7 separate regions of the Homo sapiens genome follow, and regions 1, 2, 3, 4, 5 and 7 are each linked to region 6. Evidence: chromatin contacts called from ENCODE Hi-C or POLR2A ChIA-PET data. All regions are on one chromosome and are shown on one strand. Each heading gives the region's core, a stretch centred on a gene start or an enhancer-like site at or near the end of the contact. The rest is flanking DNA. Distances are from core to core; before and after follow the strand shown.

The links. Hi-C counts contacts between places; a loop is a spot of excess contacts on that map. ChIA-PET counts read pairs that join two places held with the same protein, here RNA polymerase II (POLR2A). Pooled maps may share reads with other maps.
Region 1: a loop to region 6 is called in a pooled map, with 5 times the contacts of the local background. The contact joins the enhancer-like site here to the promoter of LINC01871 in region 6. A Hi-C loop is called at or near these places in 1 of 168 maps with a recorded cell type or tissue (GM12878) and 7 of 50 pooled maps. POLR2A ChIA-PET finds 5 or more read pairs at or near these places in 1 of 52 experiments (GM12878).
Region 2: a map of CD8-positive, alpha-beta T cell shows a loop between it and region 6 (4-fold over the local background). The contact joins the enhancer-like site here to the promoter of LINC01871 in region 6. A Hi-C loop is called at or near these places in 4 of 168 maps with a recorded cell type or tissue (CD8-positive, alpha-beta T cell, GM12878, PC-3 and 1 more) and 11 of 50 pooled maps. POLR2A ChIA-PET finds 5 or more read pairs at or near these places in 3 of 52 experiments (activated CD4-positive, alpha-beta memory T cell, activated CD8-positive, alpha-beta memory T cell and activated naive CD8-positive, alpha-beta T cell).
Region 3: a loop to region 6 is called in a map of GM12878, with 2.2 times the contacts of the local background. The contact joins the enhancer-like site here to the promoter of LINC01871 in region 6. A Hi-C loop is called at or near these places in 2 of 168 maps with a recorded cell type or tissue (CD4-positive, alpha-beta memory T cell and GM12878) and 9 of 50 pooled maps. POLR2A ChIA-PET finds 5 or more read pairs at or near these places in 4 of 52 experiments (CD4-positive, alpha-beta memory T cell, activated CD4-positive, alpha-beta memory T cell, activated naive CD8-positive, alpha-beta T cell and 1 more).
Region 4: a loop to region 6 is called in a map of naive thymus-derived CD4-positive, alpha-beta T cell, with 2.7 times the contacts of the local background. The contact joins the promoter of LINC00299 here to the promoter of LINC01871 in region 6. A Hi-C loop is called at or near these places in 2 of 168 maps with a recorded cell type or tissue (naive thymus-derived CD4-positive, alpha-beta T cell and natural killer cell) and 4 of 50 pooled maps. POLR2A ChIA-PET finds 5 or more read pairs at or near these places in 1 of 52 experiments (activated CD4-positive, alpha-beta memory T cell).
Region 5: a loop to region 6 is called in a map of GM12878, with 2.3 times the contacts of the local background. The contact joins the enhancer-like site here to the promoter of LINC01871 in region 6. A Hi-C loop is called at or near these places in 1 of 168 maps with a recorded cell type or tissue (GM12878), 1 of 37 single-sample maps with no recorded cell type and 8 of 50 pooled maps. POLR2A ChIA-PET finds 5 or more read pairs at or near these places in 2 of 52 experiments (GM12878 and activated CD4-positive, alpha-beta memory T cell).
Region 7: a pooled map shows a loop between it and region 6 (7-fold over the local background). The contact joins the enhancer-like site here to the promoter of LINC01871 in region 6. A Hi-C loop is called at or near these places in 1 of 168 maps with a recorded cell type or tissue (GM12878), 1 of 37 single-sample maps with no recorded cell type and 5 of 50 pooled maps.

The regions. Positions count from the first base shown.
Region 1 is chr2:8,406,568-8,410,266 of GRCh38, reverse strand. No RefSeq gene overlaps it. Among named protein-coding and RNA genes, the nearest start is that of LINC00299, 80 kb to the right of the region's middle. Within about 2 kb of position 1,351, at least 6 of the 41 ENCODE cell types and tissues checked have a DNase peak (open chromatin) inside an H3K27ac peak, as active enhancers do; they include GM12878, where a contact is called at or near this core.
Region 2 is chr2:8,299,494-8,303,405 of GRCh38, reverse strand. LINC00299 (long intergenic non-protein coding RNA 299) reads left to right here. Exons shown (of 9, transcript NR_034135.1): 3 at 3,613-3,730. Among named protein-coding and RNA genes, the nearest start is that of LINC00299, 27 kb to the left of the region's middle. RefSeq lists enhancers at 1,015-1,074, 2,180-2,736. Within about 2 kb of position 1,250, at least 17 of the 41 ENCODE cell types and tissues checked have a DNase peak (open chromatin) inside an H3K27ac peak, as active enhancers do; they include CD8-positive, alpha-beta T cell and GM12878, where a contact is called at or near this core.
Region 3 is chr2:8,476,159-8,479,544 of GRCh38, reverse strand. No RefSeq gene overlaps it. Among named protein-coding and RNA genes, the nearest start is that of LINC01814, 110 kb to the left of the region's middle. Within about 2 kb of position 1,869, at least 12 of the 41 ENCODE cell types and tissues checked have a DNase peak (open chromatin) inside an H3K27ac peak, as active enhancers do; they include GM12878, where a contact is called at or near this core.
Region 4 is chr2:8,326,767-8,330,407 of GRCh38, reverse strand. It overlaps LINC00299 (long intergenic non-protein coding RNA 299), which reads left to right and starts at 1,989. Exons shown (of 9, transcript NR_034135.1): 1 at 1,989-2,174.
Region 5 is chr2:8,514,551-8,518,049 of GRCh38, reverse strand. No RefSeq gene overlaps it. Among named protein-coding and RNA genes, the nearest start is that of LINC01814, 67 kb to the left of the region's middle. RefSeq lists enhancers at 2,593-2,642, 2,843-2,952. Within about 2 kb of position 2,054, at least 14 of the 41 ENCODE cell types and tissues checked have a DNase peak (open chromatin) inside an H3K27ac peak, as active enhancers do; they include GM12878, where a contact is called at or near this core.
Region 6 is chr2:7,723,797-7,727,368 of GRCh38, reverse strand. It overlaps LINC01871 (long intergenic non-protein coding RNA 1871), which reads right to left and starts at 1,590. Exons shown (of 2, transcript NR_183384.1): 1 at 1,516-1,590.
Region 7 is chr2:8,236,669-8,240,368 of GRCh38, reverse strand. The region is part of intron 7 of LINC00299 (long intergenic non-protein coding RNA 299); the gene reads left to right. Among named protein-coding and RNA genes, the nearest start is that of LINC00299, 90 kb to the left of the region's middle. Within about 2 kb of position 1,473, at least 4 of the 41 ENCODE cell types and tissues checked have a DNase peak (open chromatin) inside an H3K27ac peak, as active enhancers do.

The sequences.
Region 1 (3,699 bases), core at 102-2,601, 680 kb before region 6:
AGAATTCCAGCCTCCTGGGAGCCCCTCTCTAACCCTCCTCTGTTCCATCTCCAGCCCACACCCCCTTCTCCCTGGGCCAATCAGCTGCACTATTTCATCCCATCCTAATGAGGGGAGCAGGTGGCCCAGCCATACTCTGGGTCCCTTCTGTGCTTCTCCTTAGTCTTCCCAGCCACTGCTGATCCAGACCCAGACTCACACATGATGTTACGATGATATGGGCTTCAGCTTTGATCAAAGCTGAAAACTGCAGCTGAGACCTGTGCTGGCTGATAAATTAGCAAAGACTGATTTCAGCCAGTTGGGCCAGAGTCTGCAAATAAGTGGTGCCAAGAGCTGTTGGCATAGTTCTAAGTCAGGCCCTTCTAAACTATTCCTTAAAGAACGTCACATCATGGAGGAGGAAACTGGTGGTGTATTGTAGATGTAGGATGGTATCGAAAGGGCCCTCTGTAACCAAGAGGCCAGTAGTTCCCTTTGTCCCTGTTGATTTTCTGCCAGCTTACTCATACTCTGTCAGTAAAGTGGAGGAGAAGGTCATAGAAGAGAAAAAGACAGGGAGGGCCTGCATGTTTCTGTTATTTCCAGTGTGAACATTACAAGCAAGCTCATTAGGGTAATATTTTCAGTGGAAAGGTACATTTCTACTGGGCACAATGTAAGAATATTTTGCTCATGGAATTTTCACTTAACAATAGGGAAAAAAATCCGTTTTCACCAGGCAGCCTGGGCTCCAAGTATGGATTTGACAAGTGTTTCCCCAAATGCCACCAGGTCTGAAGTACGCAGCTGCTATGGAAATTTCAGAACTCTCAAAAGAGCCCCAAATGTATTTTAAACAATCACCAAATCACATATCTAAATTGCTCTTTCTATTGTTGCTAACAACATTTGGGTGTTATAATTAGAGCGACCCCAGAGATCTTGTCTGAGAAATCTTACACATTCATTTAGCTTCTGGACTTTCTGTGCTTTCATTTAGTGTCATGGTGAAATGCAAGGAGTCTGCCTGGCGACTTTCACATCCTATTCATTAGAAGTTTTACTTTCTGGCCCTAAGACGTTGATGTTTGGGTTTTCAGAAGTGTAAGATCATCTTGAATCTGAAACTGTCTTATCTTTGTGTCATTTTTCTTGAAGTCTCACCCACCTGTCTCTCAATCTCATGTCAAAAGTCATCCCATGACTCTTCCATGTTGTCTGATGTGATTTCTGGTTCAGTTTAATGAAGTTGTGAGAAAGCACATCATGGAGATGGAAGGAGGCTGTGTTTTCTACTGTGTGACAGTGTCATTGACTCATCCTAGCGATGCCACTCGCCGCAGGGCTGGAGAGCAGTTGATTGGCTCGAAGAAGAGGGCACATGGATTTATGTAAACCACTTGTGACCATGTTCGGGACTTTTGCAGGGCCTTAAAATTCTATCACAAATGACTCAGCTCTCTTCACAGCTATATTTTTTCAGGCATTTTTCCCCATTCAGGTTTGATAATTTTCTCTCTCAGTTCCTTCTGGTTAATCTTCTTATCTTCAAAATGTAAAACTACCATGCCCATTTTAAAATTAATTTACATGCTGAAGTTTTTTTTTTTTTTTTTTTCCAGACAACTTTCTCCTACCCTTTTTAAAGATGATATCTAACAGGGAAAAATCATGCTGACTTCTTAAAGTCTATTCTGGGATTTATTGGCAATTTGTTCACACACATTAAAGGTTATATTAGAAACTCCCCAAGTACTCACATTAACCAATGAATATAGCATATCGCAGATAACTTGGGCATCACTGTGGGACATAAACAAGGGGTCTCATTGCTTTATAATCTATGTATGTATACCCATTACAGCTTGGTATAGAGTAGCATTGAAAAACAGAGTAAGAATAACTTTTTGCTGGTCGGGCGCAGTGGCTCACAGCTGTAATCCTAGCACTTTGAGAAGCTGAGGTGGGTGGATCACCTGAGGTCAGGAGTTTGAGACCAGCCTGGCCAACATGGTGAAACCCTGTCTCTACTAAAAATACAAAAAAATTAGCTGGGCGTGGTGGCACAAGCCTGTAATCCCAGCTATTGGGGAGGTTGAGGAAGGAGAATCGCTTGAACCCAGGAGGTGGAGGTTGCGGTGAGCGGAGATTGTGCCACTGCACTCCAGCTGTGCAATGGAAGTGATACTCCATCTCAAAAATAAAATAAAATAAATATAAATAAATAATAACAAATAACTTTTTTTCTGTAAATTTTTCTGGATTTTTAGTGTCACACAGCATTTTGGCTCAGTTTTAACTGTTCCAATCACCTGAATTGACATTGTCATCGAGATCTTTATTGAATAAAACTGTGTGAATCAGATTCAGCTTTCTTTTGAGGATTAAAGTAGGCATTGGGAAGTATACAGTATTAGTCAGGGTTCTCTAAGCGAAACGTAACCTGTAGGACATATAGAGATAGACACGTGGGAGGTTTACAATGTTAATGGCTCCCAGGGTTGTGGAGGTCCAGACGTCCTGTGACCTGCCCTTTGCAAGCTGGGGAACCATGAAAGCTGGTGGGGAATTTAGTTCAAGTCTGAAGGCCAGAGAACGAGAAGTTTCAATGTCAGGAGGCAAGAGTAGAAGGATGTCCCAGCTCAAGCAGAGGGAGTGAACTCACCCTTCCTTCACCTTTTACTCTATTCATTGGATAGATGATGACACTCACATTGATGAGGATTGGTGTTCCTTACTCAGTACACTGATTCAAATGCTAATCTCTTCTGGAAACGCTGTACCAGGCAACCCAGAAATACTGTTTTACCAACTATCTGGGTATCTTGTAGCCCAGTCAAGTTGAAACATGAAATTAATGATCACGTATAACTTTGGTTAGACTGGAAGGTACAGAATCTGAAGCTCATAAAGTTCCCACCTTGAGGCCCAGGAAGTACTTTTAGTAAATTGCTGGTTACAGAGAAACCTGGAGGTAGAGTGATGATTTTGGACACAACTTTGTATGCCCCGGGTCTGCCTGAGAACTGAAATACTTCAAGAAAGACCAGGAAGTAATTCAGCTGCTCTGTGGGTGACTTTGTCCAGTATATGGAATAGGAATGAAAACCCCTGGTGAATGGAAAGGCTGGCTTGGTTTTCACACCGTTTCCATGCTGCTCTGCTTCCTGAGGGGCAGTTTAGAAGTTCAAGAGGGCTGTGTCCTCACATGGCCGGGGAGACGGAGCACCAAGCTGGGGCTCTGTGTGGTTCAGATCTGCTACCAACTGCGTGTCATTTAAAATCAGTTCTTTTGTGTAAGGATTTAGAAATAAGCTTTATTTTTAAAATTAATTTGTGTGTGTGTTGAGGGTGGACAGTGCTAATGGCATCATTTTAATTGGGATTTTTTTAAGCATAATTTTTAAATAAAATATTTTCTAATTTCGAGCAAGGATTCCTTTATTGGGGATTTTAGCTTTATCTTTTTTTTTTTTTCCCCTGAGATGGAGTCTTGCTCTGTCACCCAGGCTGGAGTGCAATGGCGCAATCTCAGCTCACTGCAACCGCTGCCTCCCAGGTTCAAGTGATTCTCCTGCCTCAGCCTCCCAAGTAGCTGTGATTACAGGCGCATGCTGCCATGCCTGGCTAATTTTTTCGTATTTTAGTAGAAACGGGGTTTCACCGTGTTCCCCAGGCTGGTTTTGAACTCCTGAGCTCAGGCAATCCACCTGCCTC
Region 2 (3,912 bases), core at 1-2,500, 580 kb before region 6:
ACCTTTTGGTGCTACCATGCTATGCATTGAGGGTCCAGGATGTGTAAGGCACTAGCACAGCACCTGAGATATTTTTGAGTGGTGGGGCAGAGAATGTGGTACAAAAAGATGAATGAGGCTGGATGCAGTGGCTCACGCCTGTAATCACAGTGCTTTGGGAGGCTGAGTGGGGAGTATTGCTTGAGGCCAGGAGTTTGAGACAGCACTGAGGGTCCAGGATGTGTAAGGCACTAGTACAGCACCTGAGATATTTCTGAGTGGTGGGACAGAGAATATGGTACAAAAAGATGAATGAGACTGGATGCAGTGGCTCACGCCTGTAATCACAGTGCTTTGGGAGGCTGAGGGGGGAGGATCGCTTGAGGCCAGGAGTTTGAGACCAGCCTGGTCAACACAGCAAGATTCTGTTTCTTACATTAAAAACAGCAACAACAACAACAACAACAACAACAACAAACAACCACCCATGAACAAGATCTAAGGAGTGCAGGGAAGGCAGTGGGTGCCTCTCAGCACACAGTGAGGCTGGTGCGCTGAGAGGTTTCCCCTCATTGGGATTTCTTTGTTCTCTTTGCTATTCCTCCCATTCAAGCAACCCTTTCTCTGCTCTTCCCTAGGTAAGGGGTGTGAGAGCAGAAAGACAAGCAGTCCTCTTTCGGCTGCAGTGACCATTGGGGTGCTCTGCCCAGGTCTCCCCGCTAGCTGCAGTGACAGTTGATGATGGCCATGGCAGAGCCCGCACTGGATGCCCCCTCCTGCTGCAGGGAATGGCCTCTTTTCAGGTCATATCCCCCAGGTTCTGAAACTGACCGAGGAAGGAACGCAAAGGCTCGGCCCTCTTGCCTCAACTTGGGACAACTCTGATGGGCCGTCCCAGCTCGAGAGCGCCACTTAGGATTGGCTGGGGGTGGCTCCAAGTGTAGCCTCGTTGCAGCCAGCTTCAGCTTCTGCAGCATCCTGCCTTTCTCACTTCTTTACAGGAGAATCTCCCGAGAACACCCTCTGATCAGCACTCTGCATGCAATTTCCATCTCAGACTCTGTTTCTAGGAAGACTTTCAGGCAGCTGACACTGGACGTGGTTGTGAGTTGCAGGCCCTAATGAAAAATTGGAGAGGAAGCAGGTGGCCGGCTGATGAAATGATAACCAGAAGGCCTGTGGGCTTGGGTGGCTGAGGCTGAGGCTACTGAGTGTTGAAGAGAGAGAGGCAGAGGCGCAGGATGACTCATCACTGGTTTCAGGCAAACTGTGAAAGCCAGAGCACTTCCTTGGCAGCATTTAAGAAAACCCCGATGATCTGCAGCTGGAAGGCAGGTTGGCTGGAGGACCAGTCTGAACCCTGAGTAGGTTAAGTTCTCAGTCCTTCAGACACAGGGCTCTAATGGGAAAGAGGTGAGACCCTTACACTTAGGGTGGGAGCCCTGGACAGTTGGGAACCCTGAACACTTACATGCCCCTGAGTCCCCTGGGCCTGCAGAAATGGCCTATTTCTCATGTCATGTAGAAGATTGTAGACTGCTTGAACCTGGGAGGCGGAGCTTGCAGTGAGCCCAGATTGCACCATTGCACTCCAGCCTGGGCAACAGAGCGAGACTCGGTCAAAAAAAAAAAAAAAAAAAAGCAAGACTTTCCTTTTCTGAAGATCATACAGAGGTCTCAAATGAGGTAGGTATCATACAAGACAATGCTTGACCCATCAGGATCTACCCTCATCTTTCCTGTTGGCAAAACCAAAGAATAACAAGAACCAAATCTCAGCACAGCCCGACTGGGGATGAGCTGGGCTGGCTTGGCCAAAAGGGGATATCAGGTGAAGGAGCTGTGGGGTCGAGCTAATATGTTGCAGAGGACCTGGGAATATATTCATGGGATTGGATCAAAGAGTGTAGATATAAAATCGAATAAGGTTGAGTTTATTGAGAGGGAGCAATCTAGGTGGTACAGGATTAAGCATCTTGGTCAAGATCCCTGGAGAGAATGCTAAGACTCAACTCAGATGTTGCTTAAAAGCCTAGAGAAAGCAGTGACCCACACTCAGGCAGATGGTGGAGAGAGGGACCAAATGGCTCAGAGAAGTGGCCATGCTGGAGTGGACATGCTAGCATCCATGGTGCTGACTATCTTCACGAGATGGCCTGGAGGACTTCCCATGTACAAAGGAATGCACTGGTGAGAGTGGCCCCAAAGTCACTGAGCTCAGGAATGGCTGTGCTCTATGTGCCAGAGCTGATGACAGATGATGAAATCACAGAACTGGCTCCTGGTAGCAACGGGGATGACAGGATCCTGGGATTACAAAGGCCAGGTGGTATGCTCACCATTGGATGCAAGGCAGAGGCCATGATCACAATGAGAGGCAAGATCAGTGGGGCACCCAGGGGGTTCCTGCCCTGCAGAGAGCTCTCAATAGGCTCATTGTTTTAGGAAGGAGATAGATGGGCACCCAACAAGGGCAATGCTTAATTTCTACAAGAAAGCACGTGTGGATTACCAGGAGGTACAAAAGTCAGGATCTTTTGCCTAGTTTCTTGAATGGAGCTAATTCTCAGCCCCAGAATCTGTTGACTGAAGGAGGAGCAGAGCTCTTCCCAGGAAGGATGGTACCATATTACAGCAGGTGCATTCAGCAATAATTCCCCCACTTCTCTCCTAAAGGTATCTAGGACATTTATTTAGGCAAATGCACACTGGGGAAAGACGAATGCCTTAGCTTTTCAAGGACTATTAAGCTAACATTGATATTTGGAGACCCAAGATGCTACCATAGCCCTCCTATTAGACTGGAGACCAGGAAGGCAGGTAATAAATGGAATCTTTTTTCAAGCCTAGCTCACATTCTTCATTTCCCTGGTTCTCTAGTATAATAGGAGTGAATGGCAGGTTCATTGGCAGAACCTGCACGTTGGCTCCTTGGCCTAGAATAAAAGATGTTGTAGTGGGGTAGGCCTCTTCCCCTACGAGATCGTAAACCACAGATATGACCACATCTTGCGTTGATGGCAGGAATGTCAGACATGAGTGTTACCCTCAAAGACTTAAAGGATGCAGGGGCTGTGGCCCTTGCCATAGCCTCATTTAATTCACCATGGTGGCTGCCCCTCACACAGACCTGGTGGGCCATGATGGGGGACAGTAAATATCCATACAGCGAGTCAAGTCATATCTCCACCTGCAGTGGCTGTGCCAAGCATGGAACTTTTGCTAGACAAGATTAAACGGAGTCTTTGGCCTCTCTAAGGAAGCTATTGACTTGGTGAACTGTTGTTTTTCATCCTTGAACAAAGGAGGATCAGAAGCAGTTCACATTGACCTGGAACAAACAAAGAATACTTTTATGGTCCCATTCCTGGTCCATGTGAACTCTCTCACTTTGTTGCTTAAAAAAATTCTTATTTATGGTTTATTTTGCATATTTGTTTCTAAAACAGACTCCTCATATAATAAATAAAATCATAATATTTTGATAATGGTAGAGACTAAATCATACAGTTTGTTGATTTTATATTTTTAAGTGCATCTTTAGTTTTTAAATGAGGCAAATTTCAGTTGTCTCTGAGGAGCTTAGAATTATCCAGTTATTTTTTAAGCATGCTAACTTTTGTTGTTTTTTAGTCTGAAGTCACCTGCCCTATCTGGACATTCCATAGACTACCACTTTTACCCACGACTTCGATGTGGCATGCTCATTGGACCAGATAAGCAAGCAGTGGCAAGTGGATTGGAGGTCTTGGTAAGCCACATGCATAGCGAGGCTGGGAGGTCAGCCCTGTGAAGACTTAGAGGCCTTCCACATTGGTGGAGTTTTTAGGGACTTAACAGGAGAGTCCCTCCAAAGTAAAGAGAGATTGCACTTCATACCTCCTCCCATTAAAGAGGTAGCACAGTGCTGAGGTGCCTCTTTAGCTTCTGGAG
Region 3 (3,386 bases), core at 620-3,119, 750 kb before region 6:
GCTGGCGAGCGTGGTAGATTATCTCTCCAGTCAACTAGACCACTGATAAGAGGGCTCGACTTCCCTGTCGGAGCTCGTAAGGCAGGCGTGGCATTTCCCTTGCTTTCCTCTGGCCTCCCTTCATGCTTCCTTTGCTTTCCTTGCCTGCCTGGGCCATGGGGACAGCTCTGTTCACGTCTCCTCCTCTCCAGACATGTGCCTCTAGCGCAGTGCAATCCGATAAAAATGGAACGTGAGCCACGTAGGTCACTTCAAACTATCTAGCAGCCACGTTTTAAAAAGGAAAAGAAATGCATGGAAATAAAAATGATTTTAGTTAATCCATATATTAAAATATAATTTTAACATAGATTCAATAAGATTCAATAGAAACATGATTAAGATATTTTACACTTTTTTCATAAGAAGATTTTGAAGCCTGGTGTGTATTTTACACTTTACGTATTTCAATTCATATTAGTCAAATTTTGAGCAATCAATAGACACATGTGGCTAGTGGCACCATCGTGGAGGGTACTGGAGAGTACACGTGTAGAAGACAGATACCATGATATTCATCTCTTTATCTCCAGGACCTGACCAACAGTGGACCCTTCATAAGTACTTAATGAATAAATATGAACACGCTGCTAGAAACGGGCCTTTTTCAAACATAGGTATTGGCTGGGGGTGGAGGTGGGGGCAGAACAGAAAACCCTGGAACACTGTACTTGGTAATACAGAGCATGGACTTACATTCTCACACCTTGGGTAGGGCTGCATCAGCAGCTGACCCAGATACCTTGGAATTCCTTAGCTTCTTTCTGTCTCTGTTTCCTCATCTGTAAAAAGAGATAGCGACACCTGTCTTGCAAGATGCTGGGAAGATTAAATGAATAGGCGTACACCAAGTGCTAAGTACCCGACATGCCCATAAGCACTGAAGAAGCAGTAGCCACAGTTACTTTAAACCAGAGATTCTGTCAGTCATATGGACAACTCATACTTTAGTAGCAGCAGGATGGTTTGGCCAGGGCTTTCGTGCTGGTCCTGAAGTTGGCTGTGTCCCAGTGGTAGGACTCTTGTGGTATAGATTTTCTCATTTTGGGAGCACTCTTGACAAGGGGTCACGAAGCAATTTGTGGTGTTTGTCTTTTTGGCTGTAGCTGTGGAAAGTCATGTGCCAACCCTGGGGCTTAGGGTTTAGTCAGCAAGGGCACGTGTGGAATGAGGGGGGCCCTACTCTGGGAGCCCATAGTACCCCCCAAGCCTGAGGGCTCAGCTTCCCGTGGGAGCCTGGGCTGACTTAGGGCAGCCAGGCCCCTTCAGAGCAGGGTGAAGACCTGGACCCCGCTGCCTGCTGTCTGTGCCCCCTCGGCCATCCTCGTATGCTCCGCCCCTCTACCCTGTCCTTTGGACGCCCCCTGACTTTTTCCCCTAAATTGACTGAATTGAAATTTACTTGTTTGAAACAATAGAAACCACGTGTTTCCTGATCATACCTAGCTTTGAAAACAGAAAGTGGGCAAAACAAGCCAGGCGCATAGTGGCATTGAGAAAGGCAAAGGCTAACTTCATTAAAAAGCTTCTTTGTGGTATCAGGCAGGAAGTGAAACAGCTTTAAATGGCAAACATTTCTCAATCATTTAATGCACCAGTAAGCTTGGCATTCTTTCTCCTTTGTCCCCTTAAAGAAAAAGAGAGCCCAGATATAACTCAGATGAGGAGGGGGAGGGCCCGATCCTGTGTGTTGGAGGAGTTCCCTGGAGCATTGGTCCTCACCCCCATGAAGCTTCACGGGAGGACCAATGTCAGACGTGGGTGCAGAGGACAGTGCAGTTTCTCTTGTGTGGCTGAGCCTGGGCCACCCCGGATGGATCGCTGACTTCTTGTTGGTGCCACTCACCAGCTAGTTCTCTCAAATCTGTTACCATCAGAAGCCCGGTAAATGGCAAACTTTCCTTGTTAACATGTAGGTCCATTTCCTGGGGATAGTGAAACCCCAGTCCCCACAGGTAGCATTGACCTCTGTTGCCAAATGCCATTATCCTGGTGTCCACTGCATGTTAGGCTCTTTCCACAGAAACCAAAAACACAGACAAGTGTGATAGGCTGAATCCTTTCTTGAAGAAAAAAATTGCACGTACATATTGAATAGCAAACCAATCAAAATGAAAAGGAAAACCAGAAGATGGATGCCACTGATACACGCTTGCTTAGTTGCACTTTTTAAGATTCATTTATAGATGTCAAATAGGATATGAACACATGGAGGTGTGCAGTAAATACTCCTTAATTGATGAAAAGGCAGACATATATGTGAAGATTTTTAGGGAAATACTTTTTTGGGGAAATAGCAGCCAGTTTAAGTTGGTAACATAAATGGTGCCAGATGAAATCATATTGACTGAGACCAAAGTCCAGCCAATATGAAATCGCTCTCAAATGTAATGACTTTAGCATAAAAATTCTGAGTGGTTTCCCACATCTCGTTAACCTTTGTACTGCTCTGCAGCCGTAGGGGCCAGGCATTCTCATAGGGCACTAAGGAAGTGAGAGGTGTGCCTTAAGGTGTGGCTGTAACTCACATTTCTTTTTTTTTTTTTTTTTTTTTTTTGAGACGGAGTCTCGCTCTGTTGCCCAGGCCGGACTGCGGACTGCAGTGGCGCAATCTCGGCTCACTGCAAGCTCCGCTTCCCGGGTTCACGCCATTCTCCTGCCTCAGCCTCCCGAGTAGCTGGGACTACAGGCGCCCGCCACCGCGCCCGGCTAATTTTTTGTATTTTTAGTAGAGACGGGGTTTCACCTTGTTAGCCAGGATGGTCTCGATCTCCTGACCTCATGATCCACCCGCCTCGGCCTCCCAAAGTGCTGGGATTACAGGCTGTAACTCACATTTCTGGACTTCCATTATCATCCTGTCTAATCCTATCATCACCCTGCTGCATCTGGCAAAATCCCCCTGTTCTTGAGCCTCCAAGTGGGTGAATTGGCTCCCATATCACCTCATTCCTGCTGTTGGCACAGGGCTAGTCCACGGTGTCGCAACTGTTTGTTTAGTGTCTGTCTTTCCCATACAAGCTCCTCCAGGGCACAGATCCAGAATTATACACCCCAACATCCCAGTAACTCCCACAGTGTCTGGTAGGTAATAGTTTAATAAAAGCTGGTTGAATGAAAGAGCAGGTACATTCTTTGGTGTTCAGAGTTATTAATTCCGTTTGTTGTTGGTGTTTTCTTGTGGTAGATTTCGAGTCTTGCTTCTCATAGTTATTTTTTTTTCCTAAGATATGTAATGAAGGCAGACTTCTCACCTTGCAAAAGGTTAGTCCCATTTCTAAAGCAATTTTATGGGCTCCTTTGAGAGTCTGGAAATGTCTCCTATATCTCTCGGGAGAATCCTAGGT
Region 4 (3,641 bases), core at 740-3,239, 600 kb before region 6:
ATTGAAGGGGAGCCAGGGCTGCTGGGGGCAGGGGACCTTGCAGAGAGAGCAGGGACTGACCCTTGCAGGGGAGTTGGCCTGGCAGCAGCCACCCTCCCACACCTGCCTCCTCTTTTGGGAGGCTTCTGCGGTCAGCCGTCAGCCGTGGCCCGCAATCAAGGCAGTGGGCGGGCCTGTGGGAATGCCGGCCATGTGAGCGCACCTGTGCCGTCCTCCCAGCTGTGTACTTCACAACAGGGCTGCTGTCAGCAATGGCCAAGTGCTGCACACCACCCACCCACTCTCCATGGTTCTGTCACATCTGCTGGCACCCCCATCTGGGTTGAACTGCTTTATTTATTTTTATTTAAAAATGGACACCAGAATTCTTTATGTCTGGGAATGAGCCAAACTGGCCCAGTGTTGAGTGCAGAAATATTCCATCTTCCTTCTGTGCCCAGAATTATTTTTGTTTTCTTCGATACCCAACCTAGATACGGCTACAGCAAGGAAATCGTTTGAGTTTCAAAACCAAAACTCCTTTCCTGTTTATCTGTGTTGAAAAAAAAATCCACCATCATTGATCACGAGGCCAGTTTATCTCTGTGGGTGGTGTTCGATCCGTTTGCTTTTTCATCTGGTGCCTGCTCCTAATATTGTACCAGAGGAAGCAGCCATTATATTTTGGAGCCAAGAGGAGCTAATTGATACTGTTATTATAATTAATGCTAGTCCTGACTCAGGAGGGACCTGGCGGTGGAAAGCCTTTGAGATCTTTGACCTCAGCACCATCTGAGTGGGAATCCCAGCCCGGTCACTTAGGAGTTAGGGGCCACAAGGAGCCTCACAGGGCCTCATTGTCCACCATGTGAAGTACAGTGGGCCAGGCCCCCAGCCATGGGCAGTCACAGTGGGTGTGCAGGCACAGGGTGCTGGTGGCCCTTCCTGATGCTCTGTTCATCTCACATGCTCACCGGCTTGCTGTGTGTCTTTGTCCACCAGGATAGAAGCTCATGAGGGCAGGGGCTTCTGCCAGTGTTGTTCATTGCACTATCTCCAGAGTGTGGCCTGGCACAGAAGGATATACTCAAGCATTTGTTGAATAAAGGAATGAATGAGTGAATGAATGGACAGCAGGGAATATTTTGGACGGCAGCCTTTTCAAAGGACGTTCCCTTCATGATCAAGGCAAGGGGGATGCCTTAGAACAGATGCCCTGTGGACCAGAAGGGAGTATCCAGGTTTTAGAAGAATACTGCACCTGAGGCTTTGAGATTTGGGGCAGCAGAGGGTGGAAGTTGCTGGAAGGAGGCTGAGTAAAATGACATAGCTCCTGAACATGGGCAGGTCCCCAGAGCAAGAGTTCGAATGGGGCCCACATGGTAAAGATCTTCATATTTAAAAAATGACACATTTTGCTTATACATTGTTGAGTAAAATGGTTTCTCTCCTACTACCTTGACCTTGATGGCTAGGTTCGAATTTGGAATTCAGACTCCTTGAGACTTCAGGCCAGCAGAAGGCCTTGGAGGAAGCTGCTTCCAGCCCCTGCTGCCCTCGGCCTCCCTTCCCCCTCTCACATCTCCTCTCCTCCCTCCCTGGACTTCACTCTTCCCTGTCAGGGTGCTCCACCCACAGGGGTGGGCCTTGGGCCTCCCCAGGCTCTGGGATGTCCAGGGGATCAGACTTGGGCCCTGGAAGTAGGTTTGGAGACATTTAGGCTAGGAATTCTGGGGGCTTGGGTACAAGGCGTGGATGGGATCAGGTCTCCCTGGGAAGGCTCGTGCCCTCCCCCATCGACTCTCCTGTCCCTCTCTTCATGATAGGAGTGCTGGACCCAGGACAGGGGCCCCCTGGTCCCATCAAAGGGCTGTGCTGGTTCAGGGAATACCCTTCCCCTTATGGGCTGTGACAAACAAAATCATCTTAAGGGGAAGCCCCTTGTCATGGGGCAGGAAGCAGGCTGCACAGGGCAATTTCTGCTTCCCTCTGATAGGAAGGGTTGGGCTGACACTGAGCTAGGGTGGCCATGCCTCGCCCTGACCTCAGGCCCATGGGCCCCGTGGATGAGCAGGGGCATGCAGGACAGGCCTGCAGGGCAGGGCAGGGCAGTAGGGTTTTCATCGGCAAAGCCCCGTGATCCTCACAGTAGCCCCAGGAGTTGGACCAGCCTGGACCCTTACCCCATTTTACAGGTGAGGAGACAGAGGTTCCAGAGGCTGGCAGGGCTCGGCTAGGATTGCTTTTGCAGAGAAGAGGTTCAAGGCCTCATCCAAAGGTGTGCAGCTAGTAGGAGGCCGGGCAGGTCATGAATTGGCAACTTCTCATTCCGAGTCCAGGAGCCTCTTCCTTACACCAGCCCTTGGGAAGAGTGGCCTTCCCCAGGCCGGTGGTCAGAATGGTTCCTGCCTGGCTCTGGGGGCGGCCTGGGCTCTGGTCTATCAGTCTTAAGAGTGGGGACAGCCATGTGTGCTGCCCTAGCTGGCCTGACTCTACGGCTTTGGGTGCCCAGGAAGCTCTGGTATTCTTGGACGGAGCCCCTCCAAGCCCCTAGACTTGTGAGTTAGCCCAGGACTGCAGCTTGGCAAGGCTTCCTGTGCCTGGCCCATGACTTCTCAGAGGGACTCCAGGTCCTGTTTAGGCACAATTTTAAGGCCCCTCTTGGGTCCTTGAGTTCTCTGGGCCTCACTTGTCTCCAGGGGCCTTGGGTTCTTACTTGTGAAGCACCCAGGTAGCTGCTACCCTCCTGCATCCGCGATCCCCTGGAGGTGATGACAGACTCCACATGGCCACTCTCATACTCTGGTGGCTGAGGCTGCACTAGGCTTGGGGGGCCCCTGACCCCTGCCCCTCCAAGGCCAGGGTGAAATGCCTCAGAGGGGGATCTGTGTCCCCTGTAGCTACCTGGAGAGGCTAGATGACCCCCTGGGAAGTATGGGTGTCACTGCCTGTGGGGTGACTGTGACTAATCGAAGGTGGGAGATGAGGGAGCTGGCAGACCACTTCCTCCCTTGGCCTCCTGGGCAGGCTCTAGGGCAGGTCTCTGTGCAGCCTGTTTCCAGGGGCCCCACGTGGCCCAGGGACCCTTAAATCTCTTGGTGGCTTGGGAAGCAATGACCACGTGTTTACACACCGACCTTGTGCTTGCTTTCAATCTTTCCCTTTCCTCTCATTGTTTCTGCCCAGGGATTGGATCTTTCAATAAAACGTTAGCATCTAAGTCGGCCTCAGTTTCTGCTTGGTGGGGAATCTGGGCTAAGTCAAGTCTGCAGGTAGCTGCTGCCACCTGGGTTTTCTCATTCTGCAGACAATTCTCCACTCCGCTCTTGCTCTGGCACTTTTTAATTTTTCCCAGCATTCATAAACATTTGTCAACTTTTCTTCTACTCTGACTTCCCTGGTGAAAAACAACAACAGGGAGCCATGGAATGATAGATCCTCAAATGGAAACCCTGAGCCTCACCAGCTTCTGTGGAGGGGGTGGATATGTCCTGGTCCTCGGGAGAATGGCCTCTGTTGGATGATTGTCTGTGTTTGAATCCCAGTACTTACTGTGTGACCTTGGGGAAGCTACTTAATCCTTCTGGGCTTTACAGTCGTCTTCTGGAAAATGCAGACATTGACAATGTTTGTGTCATAGGATAGTTGAGCAGAGTAAATGA
Region 5 (3,499 bases), core at 805-3,304, 790 kb before region 6:
GCCTCCTGGGAGTACTTTCTAAAAGCATGGCTGAGCCAGGCCGGCATGGGCTTGTGGGAGTAGGTGATTCCGGGTCTCCTGCCTCCAGGGCCTGTCATGAGGACTCCACAGAAAGTGACTCCACAACAGTGGGACTCAATGAGCACCTTTGGGAACTTATCCCCACCTCACCTTTAACATTAAAAAAAAAAATCACATCAAAACAGAGTGGCAAACTGGTAAAAAGTACAGATACTGGAGCCCCACTGCCTGCACCCAGGCTGCAGGAATTTCTAGCAGTGTGATACTCAGGACACTAGGCAACTTGCTTCTCTCCCCCACCTCAGTTTCCCCATCTGTAAGATGCTGATGATGGCGGCTGACAGTGCCCATCTTGTAAGGTTGCCACGAGGATCAAATAATTTTATATATATATATATATATATATATTTTTTTTTTTAGACCGAGTCTTGCTCTGTCACCCAGGCTGGAGTACTGGGGCATGATCTCAGCTCACTGCAACCTCCACTTCCCAGGTTCAGGTGATCCTCCTGCCTCAGCTCCCCCAAATAGCTGGGATTACAGGCATGTGCCACCACACACAGCTAATTTTTGTATTTTTGTAGAGATGGGGTTTCACCCTGTTGCCCAGGCTGGTCTCGAACTCCTGAGCTCAAGTGATCCACCTGCCTCGGCCTCCCAAGTGCTAGGATTATAGGACTGAGCTACCGCGCCTTGCGATTATAGATACTCTTAATCACACATGCTGGGAACAGTCCCTAGCAGGTGTGGAAATCAATAAATATAAGCTACTAGAGTATTATCTGTATTAAAGTGGGTGGTCTCTGAATACGGGTGCTCCTTCAAGCCTTTTGCGGGGTGGCTTGTTTGGAGGGAGGCTTTACTTGCCGTTCTGCCTCCCAGCCAAGCTGCTCCGTGTTGGACCTGTGCAGGCAACGAGGGGCTGAAATGGTGCTTAATGGCAGCATGGCGTGTCCTTTACTCCAGGCTGTACGCGGGCAGCTCCGAGATCTCCATTTCTGAGCCTCTTGCTCCACTGTAGACTTGGGAACTACTGCTTCTGCTCCCCCAGGTGCATCACCGTCTACGGGAGGAGGATGCTGAGGGGCAGTAGGACTTGGACCTGCCTTGGTGTGACTGGCCTTGGAATTCCAGATGTGCCACTTCCAAGCTCTGTGACACAGAGCAGGTTACTTCACCTCTCTGAGCCTTGGTCGTTATTGTTGATTGCTCAATGAGCATTTATTGAGCACCTCCTTTGTGTGGAGTTCTATTTTAGGTGTGAGAATTAATAGATTCACATAGCCACTAGTCACTGTTACTTAGACATGGCTCTGGGCCTGAGAGAACGTGAAATCTATTAGGGAAAAGATCACTAAATTGATGATGGTCAAGCGTGCACAAGAGTGGGAAAAGGTCCTGGAAGGCTCTCCAAAGGACGGGCTGCATTTCAGGGAGAGATGGGAAGCAGCCTGCGGGATCGGGGTACCCTGGAAGGGTGTGTGAGGGGTGGAGGGTGAAGGTGAGGAGGCAGGTGGCACAGCTGTAAAAATGACACAGTGTGAATGCGTGGGGCTCAGGGCAGGCACGCCAGCTCCCAAAGTGTAGGGCCATGCACTATGTTATGTGGTTTAAGCAGATAACTCATTTCATCCTCATAAATCCTCTGAACTAGTCACAGTATTTGTAACTCAATGTTACAAATTACAAGTAATGATAAACCACAGCCTGCCCGAAGGTCACAGAGCCAGGACATGCAGCATGGGCAGTAGGTGGGCTCCACTCTGAGCCCTAGGCTTCACCACAAGGCTCTGCTGCCTCCTACTGTGTCTTCCTTTCTTCCTGCCATGTTGGAGGAACTCAACTGGGAACCACTAGCCGCAGTCCTGAATGGGCCCTTTCTTCCCATGAGGACACCTGGCTGGAGGTTGGGGCCCAGAGGAAGTGGAGCGACAGCAGGTGTAGAATGGTTTCTGTTTGCTTCTCAGTTCTGAAGTGTTTCCTCTGATAACATTCACAGACAGCAGCTCTGCTGGACAGTTACTGCCCACCTGGAGGGCTTGAGGTGCTCTGTGTGGGGAGGTGGAGGAGGGGAAGGGGAGGAGGAGGAGGAGGGGAAAGGGAGGAGCAGGAGGAAGAGGAGGGGGAGAAGGAGGAAGACCTTGAGGAGGAGGAAGATAGGGAAGAGGAAGGGAGGAAGGAGAGGGAGGAGGGGGAGGAGGGGGAGGAGGGTGGATAAAGAGGAGCAGGAGGCAGCCATGCCCAGTGCCTGAGCAGGACCTGAGTGTGCTGTTCCTGAAGGTATTAGGAACCTCGAGCTTTCTACACCCCAGCTTCCTTTGGGTTGAGGTGTTCCTGAGACATTCACAGTGTCAAGGGCAGCCCTCCTTCGTGACGCAGGGGACGAGATACCATCGGAACAGGAGTATATTTAGAAGACAGGAAACCAGCCCTCCAGCTTGCCCTTGATTTTACAGCCAGCGTTTTAGCCTTGTGAGCACCCCCGGAATTGACTGAGGCTGCAGGGCACTGTGAGAGGCCCTGCAGCCACCCATGTGGCCTCTTCCCCTTTTCTCCTCTCTGCCTCTTGGCCTCTCTGCTGTCTCTCTTTCTGTTTCTATGCTGTGCTGGCTTTGCTGGGGTTGTCCCAAAGTGATGGGGGAGAAATGACATTTTACTTGGAACTGAGTCATTTTGCTGGATTTTTTCAGCTGCGTTCCTGATTAGTAAACCTGTTTCAAGAATGGGAAAATGCACGGGGCTATTTTTAAGTGTTCTCAGCACCAGTGTCCCTAATTCCTAGAACAGACATCAATTGCTTTTCTAGTCTCAAATGCAGATAAACATGCGGCAGCGACATGACCTTTAGCAAAGTAGACTTGCCTACCAACAGTTTGCTCATCTGTAAAATGGGGCTCACACACCCTACCTCATGGGCAGAGGAAGAAATGAGACAATGAGCACCTGACCCCCCACACAGTGCATATTGCCTATGGGTGTTTAATGTGCTGAAGGTTCCTCTGGTGGTTTTTTTCTGGATGAAACTGTGCCAAGACCAGCCCCAGGGGAACTGGTGAATCCCCTGGTGTGCTAAATACAGGTGTGTTTCTTAGTTTAAAATCCGCCTTTGGTCGGCTACTGGAGGAATCATACTGAAACTTGTACTTAAATCATCAGCTGGGAGAAAAGTTGGTAACTCCTGCTCAGTAAATAAACATTTGCCAAGCCCTCCCGTGCTAGCTCTGCACAGACAGATGGAGAGGGAAAGGGAGGTCACACAGCTCTGCCTGAGAGCCTCCATGAAGGGAAGGAGGTGAGCACAGAAATGAGGACCAGGCAGTGAGAATTGTGGGATGGGGATGGGGTGCCTGGCTCTACTAGGGGAGTTTGGAAATGGCTTATCTGCAGGTCTCATTATCCATGGTTGAAAGCTAGAGGACACTCCAAAATGCAGCAGTAGTGGAAAGACTGGGGCACCATACGCTGTGAGGAATACGTG
Region 6 (3,572 bases), core at 341-2,840:
TGCTTACAAGCACACTATTCTCTAGCTTCTGACCTATGAAAAGTGCTTGGCACACATTTGTGCAACAAAACTGACTGTGCTAGCTCCAGGTGCAAAACTGCCCAGCAACCACTAGACACAGTTCCTGCCCCACTGTGCTCACCCCACCTGAACTAACCAAATTATTCTGGCATAACCATGTTAGAAAAGGACTCTTGGGGACTGCTACGGGACAGCCAAGGTGGCTCAGGGGTGCTAGACAATGTGCATCTCAACATGCTTCACAAATGATTGCTTATGTTTAATAGTACATGCTCACGTGCATGCTATAATGGCTATCATTTTACACATCGTAGCTCACTCTGCACAAATAACTCTAAGAGATTTTTCCTCTTGTTTCAGAGACATAGAGAGATTAAGGAACATGCCCAAGTGCAATATGGTTAGGGAGTGGTGAAGCTAGGCTGCAAATCTGGCTCTTTTTGGCCCTGCACTTTAGGCTTTAATTCTGCCAAGCCAAAATGCCAACACAAACTGTCACACTCCATCTACCATCTTTTTTTTTTTTTTTTTTTCTGAGACAGAGTCTCGCTCTGTCCTCCAGGCTGGAGTGTGATCTTGGCTCAGTGTAACCTCTGCCTCCCGGGTTCAAGCAATTCTCCTGCCTCAGCCTCCCGAGTAGCTGGGATTACAGGTGCCCACCACCATGCCTGGCTAACTTTTATATTTTTAGTAGAGACAGGGTTTCACCATGTTGGTCAGGCTGGTCTCGAACTCCTGACCTCGGGTGATCCACCCACTTCGGCCTCCAAAGTGCTGGGATTACAGGCATCAGCCACTGTTCTTGGCCCCATTTATCACCTTAGCTCTGAGACCGGCCTCCAAGAGGGGTTCCCTGTGGAGTAAGATGTGCACATTCTACTTATTCTCTCTTCTAGGTCAAGTGAGAAAATGTACTTGAAATCACTTTGTAAGCTATAAGGTACTCTATAGAGAGTACCTTATATATATACATGTATAAATGTACACATATCTATACACATAAGTACAACTATATTGCTCACAATTCACAAGAAATGTGTGATTCATGTTAAATATTCAACATGTCGAATGTATTGGGGTTGTCTATCTTGATATAGATACTTGTTCACAAGCTATTAGTATGCCCTATTGACATTTCATACAAATAAACACAATACACACACACACACACACACACACCCATGTTGCTCTTCCCTCTTGGGAATGTTTGCTCAAGAGGCTGAGGCTGAAGTTGGCCTCCTGCTATGTCTGAGAGCAGCCCTTGCATAGGTGTGAGTGTGCACAGGAATTTATTTTCTAACCAAGGGAGAAATTGACAAAGTGAATAGAAAAACCACAAAAGCAGCTAAGTTAGATTTGGGTTCAAAAAAAGAATGCAGACAGAAAAGGAAGACTGTGAGGGGAGAGTTGATAGGTGGTTTAAGGAATGTCTGGCGAGAGGCAAGGAATAGAGTAAAGAAGAGAAAAAGTAATAAAAATAACTGCAACACTCACCTCTGAGAACAAATGACTGTAGTTGCTGCATGCTTAACGTCCCCATCTTATGAAGCACCACACATCAGCAGAAATGAGATACACAGCAGGGAGGTGTTAGAAATCTGGTTTTGCAGATGATTTTGTCAAATCACCTACAGCTTTGCTCAAACCAGTTCCAAAGGCTTTAACCACATGGTTTGCTTGTGTGCACCTATTTCCTGAGTTGCTCTAAATTGCATGACTTGGGGTGTAATGGCAATTCTTTGGGTTTTTGTGGCTCCATTTCTATGAGACACATGATTAGAAATCCTGTTTGCTTTTTGCTTGTCAAGCCTTAATCAGCTACCACGCTGGGCTTGTGTGAGGGCCCTGATAATCAGCCTGCTTTATGGAGAAGGCAGAGTGGAAACAGGACAGGAGACTTCCCATGGCACGGATACAGAAACGCAGCTTTCTTCGGGTTCTCCTTAAACTCGGAAAGTATCTCTTGTCTGAAAAATTTAAGTCACAATCTCTAATTAATTAGCTAACTAGCTCCCCCTCTTGAAACGTCTTTCAGATAAAAACTGCATAATGCTGCAAAGCAATGGCCTAAAATCAGACTAATCTACGTCTACGGCAGTCCTTAGGATCCATTGTGTCAGAAAAATACATAGAAATGTCTTAAAATCTGCCCAAACACAAAAACTGTAACTGTGCTATTACTTTCGTTGGGTTTATACCTTTCAAATCATCTTTTTTCCTTAAAGGTATTTTGACACAGCTTAAAAAAGAAAGGCACCAAAAGCCTTAGCCTGTACAGCGAGCTATAAAATTGCTGCGAGCTTAAACAGTCAAGGTAGGAAAAATGGCAAAAGTTATGTCCCCAACAAATAAGCTTGTGCTTTTGTCATAAATGAAGACTCTTAAAATGTGATGCCACCCCATGACTTATTTTGTATTATCTTATTTTTGTTTTGCTCCAGTCATTCTCTCCCTTTATCTTACATCAAAAACAAGAAAAGTTTTGCCTATGTCTACAACTTAAGTGAGGAACCTATTATGTGATTATGATATAAAATTCAGAGCCAGTGATAGGCCGTCGTGTGGTGTAAACATTTCAGAGGATAAGAATAATAGCAAAGAACTAAATTGAAATGTAATCCGTGCTGAGATACTGTAACAAAGTCTCGTAATCTCTTTAAGCCAGCTGTTCTCAACTTTGGCTGCCTATTTGAATCTTGCAGAGATCTTAAATCCTTCTTGATGCCTGGGTCTCACCCTCCAGGGATTCCGATTTCATTTGTCTAGGTTGTGACCTAGTGTCATGGGTTTTAACAGCTCCCCAGGTGATTCAAATATGTGGCCACGATTGAGAGCCCTCTTGTCAGCTGACTGTACTGTATACACGGATCTCTGACAGTAAAGGTCATCACCTGGTTCCCTGATTTGTTCTGGTCTTATTTGTGTGCCAATGGCTCTTTCTTGGACTTCAGAGTTTTATCTGCACAGATGATTCTGATACTGCTTCTGGGACTGCTGACCCAGTGTGGGCACTTGGTCATGACAGCTTTTTGACCCTATGCTGGTCTACAGGTGGCTAGGGCCCCTGTAACAAAGTATGAAGACTGGGTGGCTAAACAGTAGAAATGTATTGTCTCATAGTTCTGGAGGCTGGAAGCCCGAGATCGAAATGTCTGCGGAGTTGGTTCCCTCTGTGGCCTCTCTCTTGCTTGCAGGCAGTTCCTTTGCCCTGTTTCCCTACATGGTCTTCCCCCTGGCGTGTCTGTGTTCTAATCTCCTTTTATAAACACACAGGTGAGATTGGATTAGGCCCACCCATATGACCAAATTTTAATTCAGCAACCTCTTTGAAGGCCCTGTCTCCACAGGCACATTTTGAGATATTGGATGTTAGGGTTTCAACATATGAACGTGGGGGTACAGAATTCAGCCCTTAACAGCCAAGAGGATGTCTGCACTAGCAACATGCATGCCTTTGTCATAGCTCTGCTCCAACTATGAGTTGGGAAAATGTCAGAGATAATCGGAGTGCACAAACTATTCTCAACCATCTTCCTGGGCTTGCTTTATCA
Region 7 (3,700 bases), core at 224-2,723, 510 kb before region 6:
GGAGGCTGAGGCAGGAGGATCACTTGAACCTGGGAAGCGGAGGTCGGAGTGAGCCGAGATGGCGTCATTGCACTCCTGCCTGGGTGACAGAGCGAGACTCTGTCTCAGAAAAAAAAAAGAAGGTCAGATCTAGGAAAAGGGCTCATCTCTGGGTGCCTCAGTTGTCTCATGTGTAAAGTGGGATTTAAAAAGCACCATGAAGTTGTAGTATAGCTGAGATGGATGATATAAGCAAACATTTAGCATAGTGCTTAGCAAAGAATGCTCAGTAAATACCTTATTCCAAATTGAGAAACTGAGCTTCAGAGGACTTCAGCTCCTCATGTGATCATTACTCAGCTAAGGAGGAGAGACTGGGTTTTGAATGCAGATTGATCTGTCTTACAAAAGATTGGGGTTTTCCTACTCTACCGGATGGTTTCCCTGGAAACCCACTGCCAAGCCTTTGTTATGTGCACCGCGGTTTGACATTAGTATGTGTTCTGAGCCTTCTTTTGACGCCTGCATTTTGCTGCAATGAATTTAGGGATTTCCCCCAAGTCATTTTGCATAATCAAGGATGGCCTGGATGTTGTCTCATCAGAGCCACCTGAAGACCATGGACATTTTCTTGGAAACTGAAACTATAGAAACTATATGTTATTGCTTCTAACTTCTTAGTTTTCAAAAGACATTCTTGGACCCGGCTGCAAAGTCCTATAAATTAAATTGAAATCAGCCACATTTATGATAGGGTTGTTACAAAGCTGTAAGTGTTCTGAATTTATGACTCTGCTCACATTCAGCTGTTCACTGCTTCTGCTTCTAGGTCTTTCTATCCTGTGTGGGACAGAATTTATATTTGTGGGTAAGATCATTATAAATCTTTTATGTACCGCAAGTGCAATTTCAAATGTTTGCAAGCATGCAGAACTAGGTCCATGAGATATCTGCTATATTTCATGGATTACGGCTTTGTCTCAGTAGTGGGGGAAAAAATATCCCTCAAACCCAAACCCAAACATTGAACTTTGTAACTGGCCACTAACTCTCACTGAAGAGGAAATAATTGTTGGTGAAGCTAAACTTCGACTCTGTGGATGTTGCTTTAAAATTCTCTTCTTTTTCATGTTTTAAAAAATAAGTCCCATGAATGACCATCTTTCCAAATGTCCCTTCCAGCCTTCTAGCTGAGTTCAGTGAGAAAGGAACAATTTGTCTGCATCAGAATTTCATGTGTACTTTTGCAGCAATCAGCATTGAAAGTGAGGACACAACTGAGCAGCTGGCTGGCTCTTTCCTCATTATTTTTTGGAAAGTTGACCCTGAACTTTTGTGTCATCGAAGTCAAACTGCCAAAGAAAATGTAGATATCTGGGGAAGTCTTTAAAAAAAATTATTGTGAAAATGAAACGGTTTTTGTATCTTTTGCAAACGGACAGCTGGAGACCCGGTGCAGCCACACTGGGGACTCTGGTTTTCCTGTCTCTGTGAGCTTTAGGGCGGCAGGGTGAGGCATCATGGCTATTCTGACAAGAAACTGGGAATCAAACACACCACTTGAGTGATGCAACCAAATTAAAAGGGAAAAGAGAATATAATGAAGTATCATTAAAAGCAAATAATGAGATAGATTTTAATATGCACAAACATTTTTTGCTGACTTGGTGCTTTGGAGCACGAGGCTGTCGATTTTGCTGTGTTGTCAGTAGGAAATGATTCCCAAATTAATCCAGGCAACAGAATCATCTGGAGGAACTTTAAAAAAATACACATTTAGGGCCCCATCTCAGACCCACATCAGAATTGCCGTGGTCACAGCTCATGTCTCTGTTTTAAGGAGATCTGTAGACTGGTTTGGGAAACTGGAGCATAGTTTTATGGTCACACTTTCTCTGTATCTTTTTGAAAATATGTGCAGATTACTTTGGAGTTACCCTTTTATAGGGGAGAATTCTAGAGTAAGTTGTGCTTTAGGGATTCTCACCTCCCTTCTATACATAGAAAATTGAACCCCAGAAAGGTTTGCTACTTGGTCTAGGTTGCACAGCTGCTGGAGGCAGTCAGGATTTGAACCCAGGCCTTCAGTTGCCCCACCCAGGGATCTTTCAGTCCTGCTCTGTGATTTCTGTGATTTCTTAGTCCTGCTCTGAAGCAGCCCAGTGGACTATAGTGAATGCAGACAAGCCCTGCAGGTTATCGAAAATTTTTCAGTTTTCTAGGGAAACACAGTGCTACTCAACATCTGTCAGGCAGTGTGTGGACTACTAGTTGAGATGGTTCAGTCTCAACAGTGGGTCCTGCTGTATTCCTTTTAATAACATACCTTTGCAAAGCTGGATTTTTGGAAGTGGCTTAGATAAAAAGTCCCTATTGTGGAAAAATCAGTATGAAACTGGAAATGAGAGTAGCAATGTCCACTCTGAGTCCAGGGATTGAGAAGTTGTGTGGGGCCCTAAGGATATATACAGCTATTAGTAAATAACTATTTTAGAATGAAATAAAAATGGCCTCTTTTCTTTCAATTTGTGTCTTATTTTTCAAATGGCTTCTAGCTTCCTAGGACATACACGCTTATAACCGAAGAAGTACTTAATAAGGGGAACCATTAGAAATTTCTTTTGGCACAAGGGCACTGTGAACAAATTACAGAGATGCTAGGGCACTTTGAGCAAAGAAAGTTTGAGAACTGGGTCATGCTGCCTTCCACTGCACACACTGAATTTTTACTTGGGCATTCCAAAGCTTTGGCTTCATTGGTTTAAAAAAACTAACAAACAGATGACATCTTCTCTTCTCTTGGTATCATTGGCCTCACCATTTATTTCATGTCGCTTAATTGCAGGCAAATCTATTTATGAATGTTTCAGATGACAGTAGTTTTTGTGACAGCAGCAAAACTCCTGAAAATGAGTTTCTCCTGAAATGAGGCTGTATTCAGAGTTCTTGGAGGAGGAGCAGGTTGCTGAGAGCACGAATGAATAGAGGGCAGTTCATCTAGCCAAAATATCTGCCCTACTGCCTGTTGGTCTACCATTATAACCCCATTCCTATGCGTTCTGCTGATAGTAGGGTCTTCAAGAAACTCCACAGAAATGCAGAGGTTTCTTGGCAGCCAAATCTTGGTAAGCTTTAGTTGTTACTAAAGAGTCAGACTGGAGGAAGAGGATGCAGTTTACCTGATTCTGGAGGTAGAAAATTCCAGGAGGGTGTGGGGCTCAAGGGTTGTCCCCCTAAAGGTTTGCAGAAAAATCACTACCATGAGGCAGATTAACAGGAGAAAAAGCGTACACATTTATGTCACATGTATACACGGGAAACTTCAGAATGAAGCCCCAAGCCCAGATGAGGTACAGAAGCTTCCTGAGGTTGCAAAAAGAATGTGGACTCAGAGCATGGCCCCAAACAGGTTATGGTGGTAAATTAGGATTTAGTGGAAAGACAGATTGTGAGAAGGAAAAGGAAGACGCCTGGGTGGCAAAGGTGACCTTAGTATGTAGACAAAGCCTCTCAGGTAGTAGCCCTCAGAGAGAGTAGATGCTGCTTCTTTTCAGGCTTTTAAAGGTGACAGACTCTCAGTTTTTCTCCTAGATCCAGGAAAGACCTAGAAAGAGAAGGCCTGGCTACATCACTGGAGATTCTCTACAGATGCAAGTTTCCCCCACCTCAGTCTGCCTGCCCTGCAGCAGCCATTTCAAAGTATGGGATAAAATGGTTTGAT